Linked DNA regions of Homo sapiens: region 1 is linked to region 2. Evidence: chromatin contacts called from ENCODE Hi-C data. All regions are on one chromosome and are shown on one strand. The core of a region is the stretch at or near the end of the contact, and the rest is flanking DNA. Distances in the headings are between cores, read along the strand shown. Region 1 overlaps PALD1 (phosphatase domain containing paladin 1). Region 2 overlaps PPA1 (inorganic pyrophosphatase 1).

Region 1 (5,882 bases), core at 1,985-4,484, 330 kb after region 2:
TAAAGAGGCTGCCAGGCCAGGGGAAGAGTGGCTCACACCTGTAATCCCAGCACTTTGGGAGACTCAGGCAGGAGGATCACTTGAGGCTAGGAGTTTGAGACCTCCCTGGGCAACATAGCAAGACCTTGTCTCTACCAAAAAAAAAAAAAAAAAAAAAAGGTCTGTTAAATGTGGGGAGGGGAAGGTGGTTAAGGAGTTTCAGAAGACGGACTTTGGTGAATTTAGGAAGAACTGTTTTCTTCAGGGCCACAGTTAGATTGGGTCCTGAGTCTCCTTTTGAGTTACCTTTGGGTCCCACTCACAATGGTCTTTTGGCAGCAATGAGCTAAGAAGCTAAGTTCCTCCCACTTTCAGAGGATGCTGAGAGGGCTGAGAATGGAAGCTTCCAGTTCAGTCTGGAAGCTGGAGGCCCAATAGTTGAAAAAGGATGCCTGCTTCAGAGCATCTTAGACCTTCCATCCCATGCTGGCCAGGCTCTGTTAGAGAGCCCCTACCTCCCTGACTCCTGAAGCTGATAGGCCCCCCTTCCTCTGAGCTCTGCAGCCCTCGATGTCCACTGCGAGGCACCCAGAGGGCGGAGCAGGGAGCGTGACAGGGCCTGAGCCGTGGGGAGACAGGAGGGCTCCCCCAGAGCTGGCCTGGAGCAGTGTCCTCAGAGACAGCCTGGGAAGGCGCATCAGGTGGGAGGGGATGCATGGCAAAGGCCAGGGGGCCGAAAGGTGCAAAACGAGTTTAGAGGCAGCAAAGGTGGTTCGGTGCCCGCATCTGATGACACAGAAGTTATTGGAGATGAGTTGGTATGGGTGAGTTGGCACTCCTCCCTGGACATTGGAGAGGGAAGGGTAGTTGGGGCTGCTAGAGGTGACTGCTTGACTCTGTTGGCATTGGAGAAGGAAGGTGGCTGGGGCTGTTAGAGGTGGTCACTCTGGCTGCCTTCTGGATGTGAAGTGTTTTTTAATGAGAGAGGAAGCAGAGCCAGCTAGGATTCTTACCCGCTCCCACCAGGTCACCCACCCCCTTTCCAAAGGCCAGGTTGGTCGTGACCTCTGCAGTGGGAGGACACAGATCCCTGAGCCCCAAGGCCCCTTGGAGGGCCCAGAGGCAAGATGTAGAGTCATTCTGGGATATGGCCACCAGGTGGTGCCAGTGACCTACCTGGCCAAATTCTTAGAGGCACTGAAGAGCAGAGGGACTGAGAGGAGACACCCTCTAGTTCAGGGGCTTGCACCCCACATGTCCAAGAGATCTGAGAGCTTTAAACCATGCTGTGGCAGAGCTCCATCCCTAGAGAGTCTGATTTAGTTGGTAGGGGTGTCTTGGCCAGGGCACGGGTCTTGTTTTTGAAGTCTCCCAGGTGATTCCAACACACAGCCAAGGCTGAGAGCCACATATTCTAAGCAGCGGCCCCCAGCTTTAGTGGGCTTCAGAATCACATGTTAGACTTGTTAAAATGCAGGCTGCTGGGCCCCACTCTGGAGCTTCTGATTCTGTAGGTCTGGAGGTCTAACACACTCCCAGATGATACTGATGCTGGCGGGGACCACACTAGGGGATGTATACAATTCACGATGTATACAATTCATGTGCCATGCAATTCACTTATTTATGGTGCACGAGTCCCTGGTTTTTAGTACATTCATAGAGTTGTGCATCCAGCACCACATCAAGTTTAGAACATTTTTCATCACCCTAAAAAGAAACCTCACACCCGCTAGCAATCGCTTCCCCTCCCCCACCATCTGGCAGCCACTGATCTTTCTGCCTCTGTGGATTTGCATGGTCTGGCCATTTCGTATAAGTGGAATCATACACCATGTGGTCCTTTGTGTCTGGCTTCTTTCACTTAGCATAATGTTTGAAGGTTTATCCGTGTTGTAGCATGTATTATTACTGCATTTGTATGGCTGAATAATATTCCATTGTATAGACATATCCCATTATGTCTGTCTGTTTATCAGCTGATGGACATTTGGTTTGTTGTAGAACTTTTTGGCTATTATGAATAATGTTGCTGTGAAAATTCATGTACAAGTTTTTGTGTGAACGTATGTTTTCATTTCTCTTGGTTATATACCTAGGAGTGGAATTGCTGGATCATATGGTAATTCTGTGTTTAACCTTTTCAGGTTAACCACCGTGAGTTGGTGGCTGAGTGGGGATGAGAGGCAACGATCTTCACTCCCAGCCCACGCTCCTCCCCAGACCATGTTGTCCTTGACCCAAGGATCTCATCCATGTTGCCCCAGTGGGCTGCAGGGAGATGTGCGGAGTCTCTAGAAAGGCAGCGGCCCCTACCACCCCTTCTCTCTAATGGTGACTTCTGGAAATTGGCAGCTGGGTCTCACCTGTGGTATCAGCTGTTTATTTAAACTTCTGCCCTCTGGTTTCAAACCAGAAGTCCCAGGTGGCCTCCAGCAGGGTCTGTGGTTCTTTGCTCAGAGCCGGGTGCTGTCCATGCAGAGGGTGCCATCAGCCTGGTCAGATCCCCCACAGCCTCTGGATGTAAATGGACCTGAGCTCAGGCTTGGGTAGGGCTTTATCCCCTCCATCGGCTTAATTTGCCCGGGAATGTTCTAGGACCAGTCCACATTTGGCCCATCTGAAGTTTTCCAAAATCCCAAGAGTCCACTTGGGATCCTGAAATTCAACAGCATGTGTCTGCTTGGCTTCCTGCCCCTCACTCCCCAGAGCCCCCAAATGGTGAATTTCCTTTTCCTGGCCCCCTGCCGGCTTCAGCAGTCAACTTATACTTTAGTAATAAGCAGTGAAGAACACAGCTCCTGTGATATGGCATTTGTGCTTCTTCAGCAATAAAACTATTCCAGGGCCCTCAGTTGGGAACAGTGGAAGAATTTGGAGGTCAGTTTCCTGTTGTGGATCAGAGAGGAGGGCTCAGAATGTACATGAATCTTCATCTGCACCCTGAGGTTGCACAGCAAGAATAAGGACAGTAAGTACCAAAAGCTTAGGTGGCTCAGGTTGAGCAAAGAGTCTCCCAGTCTCCCAGAATCCTGCCAACTCAGCGATGATTTTACTTTTGCCCGTTTCCTTCTGGGCTTCGTGCACTTGCATGCAGCTCTCTGGAAGCTGTGATTGTGGCAGGCCCACGGGACGTCTCTCGCCACTCACCTAGGCTGTGTTTATGCATTTCAACATGTGCCCAGCCAGCATGTGCTGCCTCAGTGCTGGGCCCTGGGCGGACACTGAGTAGGGACCGGTGATGAAAGGTGCGCAGAGCTGACGTTCTCGTAGGGCAGAGAGAGGCAAAATTAAGCAACAGCTCCGGCTTCTGGGCATTTTGTCGTGTTTGCTGAGGAGCCCTTACATCATCGCATTCCGTGTTCACATTCCATGCAGTGAGTGGAAGTACTGTTTCTCATGCTGTTGCTGTGTGTAGCACGCGCGGCCCTTCACATTCTTTCCTGTCGTCTTCTGGGATGGGGGGTGATGTGGACCTCGTAGCGCATGTGGCTTTTCCGTTGTGTGGATTATTTTTGTAAAGCTGATACTTAGAAGTAGAATTACTGAATGAGTCAAAACTTAGGAACTTATATTTTTAAGTATTTTGGAATGTTTCAAACAGAAAATTTCAAAGCAGAGAGCATAATTTCCTCAGCCCTCATGTGCCCACCTCCCAGCTGCAGTAAGTACCCATCTCAGCCAGTCTTATTTTATCTCAAGCCCTCCGAGCTCTCACTGAATTATTTTAAAGCACATCGCAGTCCTCATGTTACTTCTTCTGTGCATATTTCAGTACGTACCTCTAAAGAAGGGGGATCTTTTAAAGAAGGCAGTCACACCGCCATGATTGCCTCTTAAACAATGGACAGTCGCTACTTACCAGCAAACATCTGGTCAATGTTTAGATGTTTCCACTAATCTCACAGGCTTTTTGCAGCTGGATCAGGATCCAAACAAGATCCACATGTTGCATTTGGTTGACGTGGCCCTAAGTCTCTTTTAATCTCATACAGTTCTCCTTTTCCCCCCTGAAATATATTTGTGAGGTAAACTGGTTGTCTTCCTGGGCTTCCTGGAGCTAATTTTCCTAGTTGCACCCCTAGGTTTAAGTTGGCCTGTGCTTCCTGGAAATGGTTCGCATCCAAGGCTTCATAAGATTCCGGCTCAGTGTGGCCGGAATGGTTACTGGGGGTGCCGTATGCTGCTGTTGGGGCTGGAAGATCCTGTCGTCTCTCCTATTATGACTGGCTTGCAGCAGTGTGCATCGCCAGCTTGCAGAATGGTGATCTGCTGGCTCTCTCATTCCATCTACATTAATTAACTGCGATACTTCCAGAACGAGAGACTTCCCCTCAGGTGTGTTGGGGACAGACAGGCAGGTTCCATGTTTGCTGTTTCCTTTGATTTCCCTGTCTCCAGTGGATGGGTTGGTTTGGGAGATGCTTGTCTAAAAATGAGGGAAAGATGTTGGCTTCAGCAAGGCCTAATGTTCCTCCAGATTTGGATGTGGCTGGAGTCTGTGAGGAGAGTCTGGGTGACTGGAGTGAGAGCCAGCAGGGAGTGGGATGGGGTAGAGGCTCATGCGGAGGGACAGGGAGTCACTAGAGACCCAGTGCCGGCCACACATGTCCTGACATCTCCTTAGCCAACTTGGAAGTAGTCCGAGAGGTGCCCATGCTGGGCTGATAGACATTTTTACGACCACCGTCCTCACTTTGCCTGTGTGTGATAAAGGGTGTTCTAATGTTGGTTCCGGTTTTACATTTGAGGAGGGAGGCACTGAGCTTGCCCAAGAACACACAGCTGGCAGATTTAGGAGGGGGACAAGACCCGGCCCCTGACTCCCAGATTGAGCCTCTCTGCCATGCCACATGGCCTCTCAAGCGGGCGGAGGCACCATTTCACCTCTCCCTGCCCACCTTGAGCCCTGCTGCAGGGAAACAGAACTGGAAGCCATGGTCCTTGCCTTTGAGGAAGTCGCAGACTGACCAGGAGAAGGACAAGGACAAGAACACATCCCAGACACAGGTTGTGGGTGCAGCTGGGAGGTAGTGGAGCCAAGCCTGGGGACATATTTTCCACTGGGACAGACCTTCCCTGAGGGAACAGCCTCGACCCTTCTCTCTATGCCTGTCTCAAGCAGCCCGACTTCACGGGGCTGCAGCCCACGGCGGTGCCCCTCTGTTCTCCAGTGTCTGCAAGGTTGAGTCAAGGCTTGGATGCCTCCTGCATGTGAAGGGGCCAGATGCTTGGGGCATTTTAAGAACTGCCTCAAGGCCATGCACTCTGGCTCATGCCTGTAATCCCAGCACTTTGGGAGGCCAAGGTGGGAGGATCACCTGAGGTCGGGAGTTCAAGACCAGCCTGGCCAACATGGTGAAACCCTGTCTCTACAAAAAATACAAAAATTAGCCGAGCGTGGTGGCGCACACCTGTAATCCCAGCTACTCGGGAGGCTGAGGCAGGAGAATCACTTGAACCCTGGAGGCAGAGGTTGCAGTAAGCCGAGATCATGCTGCTGCACTCTAGCCTGGGTGACAGAGTGAGACTCCATCTCAAAACAAACAAATAAACAAACAAACTGCCTCAAAAGGAAAAAAGAAAGAAAACCCATTGAACTAAGCCACTTCCAGCGCTTTGGACGGAAGTTAGAATGCCGGGCCCTGGCTGAGGAGAATCCAACATGGCCGCCAGCCCAGGGCGGTGACACCCGCAGCAGACTTCGTTGTTTCCTTTTGGGCTTGGAAAGGGAAAATATTTATGACAAAAACCAAAGTCAGGGCACCTGGAGGAAGCCCTGCTAGAATCATTAATGCCAGCGACACTTTTCCTGGGCTTTGCCTGGTGACGTTAATTCTTAGTGTTGGGTTTTTAAAACAGCCTGTGTCTCCTGTTTTCCTTTCAGAAGAGTTTGAAGAACA
Region 2 (5,515 bases), core at 1,149-3,648:
GTTCCTAGGAAGGAAACAGTTCTTAAATAAACGTAACAGAACCTGTATCTCTGAAGAAGACCATCTTCAAAACACTCTCCAAAGGCCAGTGTTATTTCCTTCAGAGACACTGCAATTACTCAAAATGTTTTTGGAGCTTCTATTTCAGAGACAGTTTATAAGACAAACCCCAAGTCAGACTAATTACTTGATCATACTTTAGTTTATAAGACGAACCCCACATCAGCCTAATTACTTGGTCATACTTTAGTTTTAGCATCAAACAAAACTCATCAGCTTCATTATCCACATTATTCTCCCAATTCGGCTGTTTTTAGAAATAAAGCCCCCCTGAAAAGGACTTTGACCTTGAAGATAAGAGAATATGCTTTAAAAATATTTTAATCAATGATAGTTCTACTGTAATTGGCTTATAGCCTTAAACTGACTACTATAAAATAGATGATATATTCAGGGAGTAAATTCCCAGATGTGCAGTTTAAAAACACAATGAAAAAACAAACCATACTTTGCCAACCCATTTTGCACACTGGAGTTAAATATGCCATAGGTTATTTAATTAAACTTGAGCTTTAATTATTCAGAATACTATTTTTTTTCACGGAATAGAACTTTAACTGCAGTTTTTCAGTTTTTAGCCTCTACAAAGGGCACAGATGAAGCTAAATCTGCAATTACTGTTTTCTGTCACCCAGGCTGGAGTGCAGTGGCACAATCTTGGCTCACTGCAACCTCTGCCTCCTGAGTTCAAGTGATTCTACTGTCTCAGCCTCCTGAGTAGCTGGGATAACACAGGGGCGTGCCACTACACCTGGCTAATTTTTGTATTTTTAGTAGAGATGGAGTTTCGCCATGTTGGCCAGGCTGGTCTCAAACTCCTGACCTCAGGTGATCCACCCGCCTCAGCCTCCCAAAGTGCTGGGATTACAGGTGTAAGCCACCGCACCTGGCCTGCAATTATGCTTATAAAAAGTACTTTTTTTTTTTTTTTTTGAGACAAGGTCTCACTCTGCCACCTAGGCTGGAGTGCAGTGGTATGAGCTTGACTCACTGAAGCCTCAACCACCCTGGCTCAAGCAATCTTCCCATCTCAGCCTCCTGAGTAGCTGGAGCTACAGATGCATGCCACCACATCCAGCTAATTGTGTGTGTGTGTATATGTATATATGTGTGTGTGTGTGCGTGTATGTGCATATATATATAATTTTTATATATATTATATAATTTTATATATATAAATTATATATGTATTATATATAATTTTTATGTATAATATATATATAATTATATATATAATATATATAATTATATATTATATATAATTTATATATATATTATATATAATTTATATATATATAATATATATAATTTATATATATATTATATATAATTTATATATATATAATATATATAATTTATATATATATAATATATATAATTTATATATATAATATATATAATTTATATATATATAATATATATAATTTATATATATATAATATATATAATTTATATATATATAATATATATAATTTTTATATATATTATATATATAATTTTTATATATATTATATATATAATTCTTATATATATAATATATACTTTATATATACTATATATATAATTTATATATAATATATATAATTTTTATATATACTATATATATAATTTATATATAATATATATAATTTTTATATATATACTATATATATAATTTATATATATAACATATATATAATTTATATATATAATATATATATAAATTATATATATATATAATTTATATATATATATATATATTTTTTTTTTTTTTTTTTTGTAGAGATGGAGCTTTGCCATGTTACCCCAGACTGGTAAAGTACATTTTAAGAACTTAACTTAAAATGAAAATCACTTGGTTACACCACTCTTTAGAATTACTTCTTTGCTACTTTCCATCAAAAAACGGGAACTGATAAGCCACAAGGGAATAAGTCAAAGGTTTCAAGTCAATAATTACCTGCTGCTACCAAGCAGAAAAACTACACTGATTTTGATTCAAAAGTGTAGAACTTCTGTCATTTTAAGTTCCTGCTGAAACCATGGGAGACTAAAGCATCCATAGGTTTCTGCTCCAAGCCTCCTGATACCTCACTTACCCAATACAACATAAAAACCAAAAGAATGGAGATATTACTTAAATCTAGGACTGAAGAAACTGCTCTATCCCTGTTTCCCTCTAAAATAACCAGATGGTTTAGAAAATGTAACACTAATTATTAATCCTGGGTAGAAAACCTCAGAACCAATCTTTGACTAAATTTCACCTTGTCCACTAGGTTTTCAAGTATTTTGTCCACTTCTCAGGTGTAAAAACGAGAGATCTGTAGGTCTGTGAAAAGAACAAGTCAGGGCTTTCGGTTTCCAGCAGCAGTACCCTAAAGATTCACAAGATGGAGCTGTTACGACATGAAAGATCAACTGAAGAGCTCGCCAAGATTAGCTGTTAATTTCGTTAAAACACCACCAAATGAATACATTGCTTCAAGAAAGATATAGCAGATAGAGCTAAAATAACTAATTCAAAGTTTAGAAACTATATTGAACACTTTAATAGCAGTAAATGACAAATATGTATAGATCCTCAAAACAGTATTACCTAATAACATAAATCTACATAATTAATGGGAAGGAAAAAAATAACAAGGAAGAAAACATCCTTCAGAAAATGGTAAGAGAATTCTGCTGCGAACAAAAGCTTGAAGGTCTGGTGCTTTTTAGAAATTAGCTGGGTGAGGCCGGGGGGTGGTGGCTCACACCTGTAATCATAGCACTTTGGGAGGCCGAGGTGGGCGGATTATGAGGTCAGGAGATCGAGACCATCCTGGCTAACACAGTGAAAAACCGTGTCTACTAAAAATACAAAAAAATTAGCTGGGCGTGGTGGCAGGTGCCTGTAGTCCCAGCTACTCGGGAGGCTGAGGCAGGAGAATGGCGTGAACCTGGGAGGCGGAGGTTGCAGTGAACTGAGATCACACCACTGCACTCCAGCCTGGGCCACAGAGCAAGACTCCGTCTCAAAAAAAAAAAAAAAAAAAAAAAAGAAATTAGCTGGGCGAAAAACAACAAGGAGTACCTGCAAAAGCCAGAGTCAATTCATTGATTTTTTTCAACAAATATTTGTTGTGAACCACCAGGATGTGCCAGGCACTTTTCTAGGCTCCGAAGACTAGCAATGAACAAAATAAAAGTTCTTTTAACTCCCAAAGAGTTGGATTTCCAAATCAGGTACTTCCTGCTGGTAGCATTGGTGGTTCAGGGGTAGAATTCTCGCCTGCTAAATCAGGTACTTCCAGTTTGTAGGCCTCAGGCTACAGCTTGGGGTGAGTGACTCATCTGTAAAATCAATGTTTAGCACACTTTTTTTTTATTATTATACTTTAAGTTTTAGGGTATATGTGCACAAAGTGCAGGTTTGTTACATATGTATACATGTGCCATGTTGCATGTTGGTGTGCTGCACCCATTAACTCATCATTTAGCATTAGGTATATCTCCTAATACTATCCTTTCCCCCTCCCCCCACCCCACAACAGGCCCCGGTGTGTGATGTTCCCCTTCCTGTGTCCACGTGTTCTCATTGTTCAATTCCCACCTATGAGTGAGAAATGCGGTGTTTGGTTTTTTGTCCTTGCAACAGTTTGCTGAGAATGATGGTTTCCAGCTTCATCCATGTCCCTACAAAGGACATGAACTCATCATTTTTTATGCATGGAATACTAGCACACTTTCAAATGCATGTAGATGCTGTAGTAATACTTGTCTCAGCCAGGCGTGGCGACTAACGTCTATAATCCTAGCACTTTGGGAGGCAGAGGCAGGAGGACCGCTTGAGGCCAAGAGTTCAAGACCAACCTGACCAACATAGCAAGACCCTGTCTCTTAAAAAACATTTTTTTAAAGAGAGAGAGAGAGAGAGACGGGGTCTCACTCTGTCATCCAGACTGGAGTACAGTGACGCAATCATAGCTCACTGCAGCCTCCAACTCCTGGTCTCAAGCAATCCTCCTGCCTCAGCCTCCTAAGTAGCTGGGCCTACAGGTGTGCACCACCACACCTGGCTAATTGTTTTTTAATTATGTTTTTGGAGATGAAGTCACACTATGTTGAGCAGGCTGGTCTCTAATTCCTAGCCTCAAGTGATCCTCCTGCCTATGCATCCCTAGTAGCTGGGACTACAGGTGCAAGCCATCCTGCCCAGCTCTGTACTTGTAAGGAGGGGGTGTTCCACATACTTTAGCAGGAATTACTACTAAAGAACAACCTTCTTCTAGACATCTGGCTACAATTCAAAGAGTTGCTACTAGGTGAACAACAGTGATATTTAGGATTTTTCAGGGCAACTGATATGAGAAATTCAATGAATTTTATAGCAACAGAGTTGCTATAAAAACTATTACTGTTTTTATGCATTCTAATGATTCCAATATTCACGCACTTAAAAAATACTGATTTTAAGAAATTTCGTACTACCCAGTTACAAATTCATTCCTTCTTCTTTAATCCCAACTGGTTTCAGCTTTTACTTAGCTGGATCTTGGATTTACTATCTTGTTACTCCCACTGTTAGGACTTCCCAGAACTCCATCCTCCAATCCTACCATGCTTTGGAGTCTCAGTCATTGCTCTGGCATCAGAGCTCTCAGCTCTCTGTTAACAGTTTCAGAAAAGAAGGAAGTTAAGTCTCCCTAGAGGGATGATTTTGATAAACTCAATAATTACCTTGCTGATAAACCAGTGGGGGATAAGGGAAAAGGCAAACTATAACTTTAGCTCTTGTTCCCAAAGTCAGAAATATAACTGTCTATTTCAGGCCAGGTATGGTGGCTCGTGCCTGTAAACCTAGCACTTTGGGAGGCTGAGGCAAGAGGATTGCTTAGACTAGGAGTTCAAGACCAGCCTGAGCAACATAGACAGACCCTGTCTCTACAAAAAAAAAAAAAAAAAAAAGTCTATTTCCCTTCCCAGATTTACAATCATTTTATCAAGTAGTCAAGATGTTACAACAAAACATTAAAGATGTCCAGATTCTAAGGAAACTGGAAACTCAACAACTCTACATTATGTCACTCCATTAATCAAAAATATTTAAAATAAAAATGTTTCAGGAATAGAAGAAATATCTCCTATATCTTGGTTAGGTGTGTAACTTCACTAATTAAACAGGAATATTAATCACAGTAGTATGGTGAGGCCCCGTCTCATCTCCAAACTGGTTAGGGTCTTATGGACCAAGTCAGTAGTCTGACAAGTTGTTTACTAATAAATAGGCTACGGCCATTTGGTAGGCTGTTATTACTAATGCAGTTAAGTACATATATAGGGAACATGCTCTTAATTTAATTACAGCACGTCTTTAAATCCTAGCAGTTAAGTTCAATGTGTCTTTATTGAGACTTATTTCTTATTTATTTATTTTATTTTATTTTTTGAGACAGAGTTTCGCTCTTGTTACCCAGGCTGGAGCACAATGGTG

Evidence for each region. Hi-C counts contacts between places; a loop is a spot of excess contacts on that map. Pooled maps may share reads with other maps.
Region 1: a loop to region 2 is called in a map of heart left ventricle, with 4 times the contacts of the local background. The contact joins two enhancer-like sites. A Hi-C loop is called at or near these places in 11 of 168 maps with a recorded cell type or tissue (CD4-positive, alpha-beta memory T cell, CD8-positive, alpha-beta T cell, Caco-2 and 7 more), 11 of 37 single-sample maps with no recorded cell type and 27 of 50 pooled maps.

The regions. Positions count from the first base shown.
Region 1 is chr10:70,548,911-70,554,792 of GRCh38, forward strand. All of the region lies in intron 18 of PALD1 (phosphatase domain containing paladin 1), which reads left to right. Among named protein-coding and RNA genes, the nearest start is that of PRF1, 51 kb to the right of the region's middle. Within about 2 kb of position 3,235, at least 7 of the 41 ENCODE cell types and tissues checked have a DNase peak (open chromatin) inside an H3K27ac peak, as active enhancers do.
Region 2 is chr10:70,219,278-70,224,792 of GRCh38, forward strand. All of the region lies in intron 2 of PPA1 (inorganic pyrophosphatase 1), which reads right to left. Among named protein-coding and RNA genes, the nearest start is that of PPA1, 11 kb to the right of the region's middle. RefSeq lists enhancers at 2,463-2,963, 2,964-3,464. Within about 2 kb of position 2,399, at least 12 of the 41 ENCODE cell types and tissues checked have a DNase peak (open chromatin) inside an H3K27ac peak, as active enhancers do.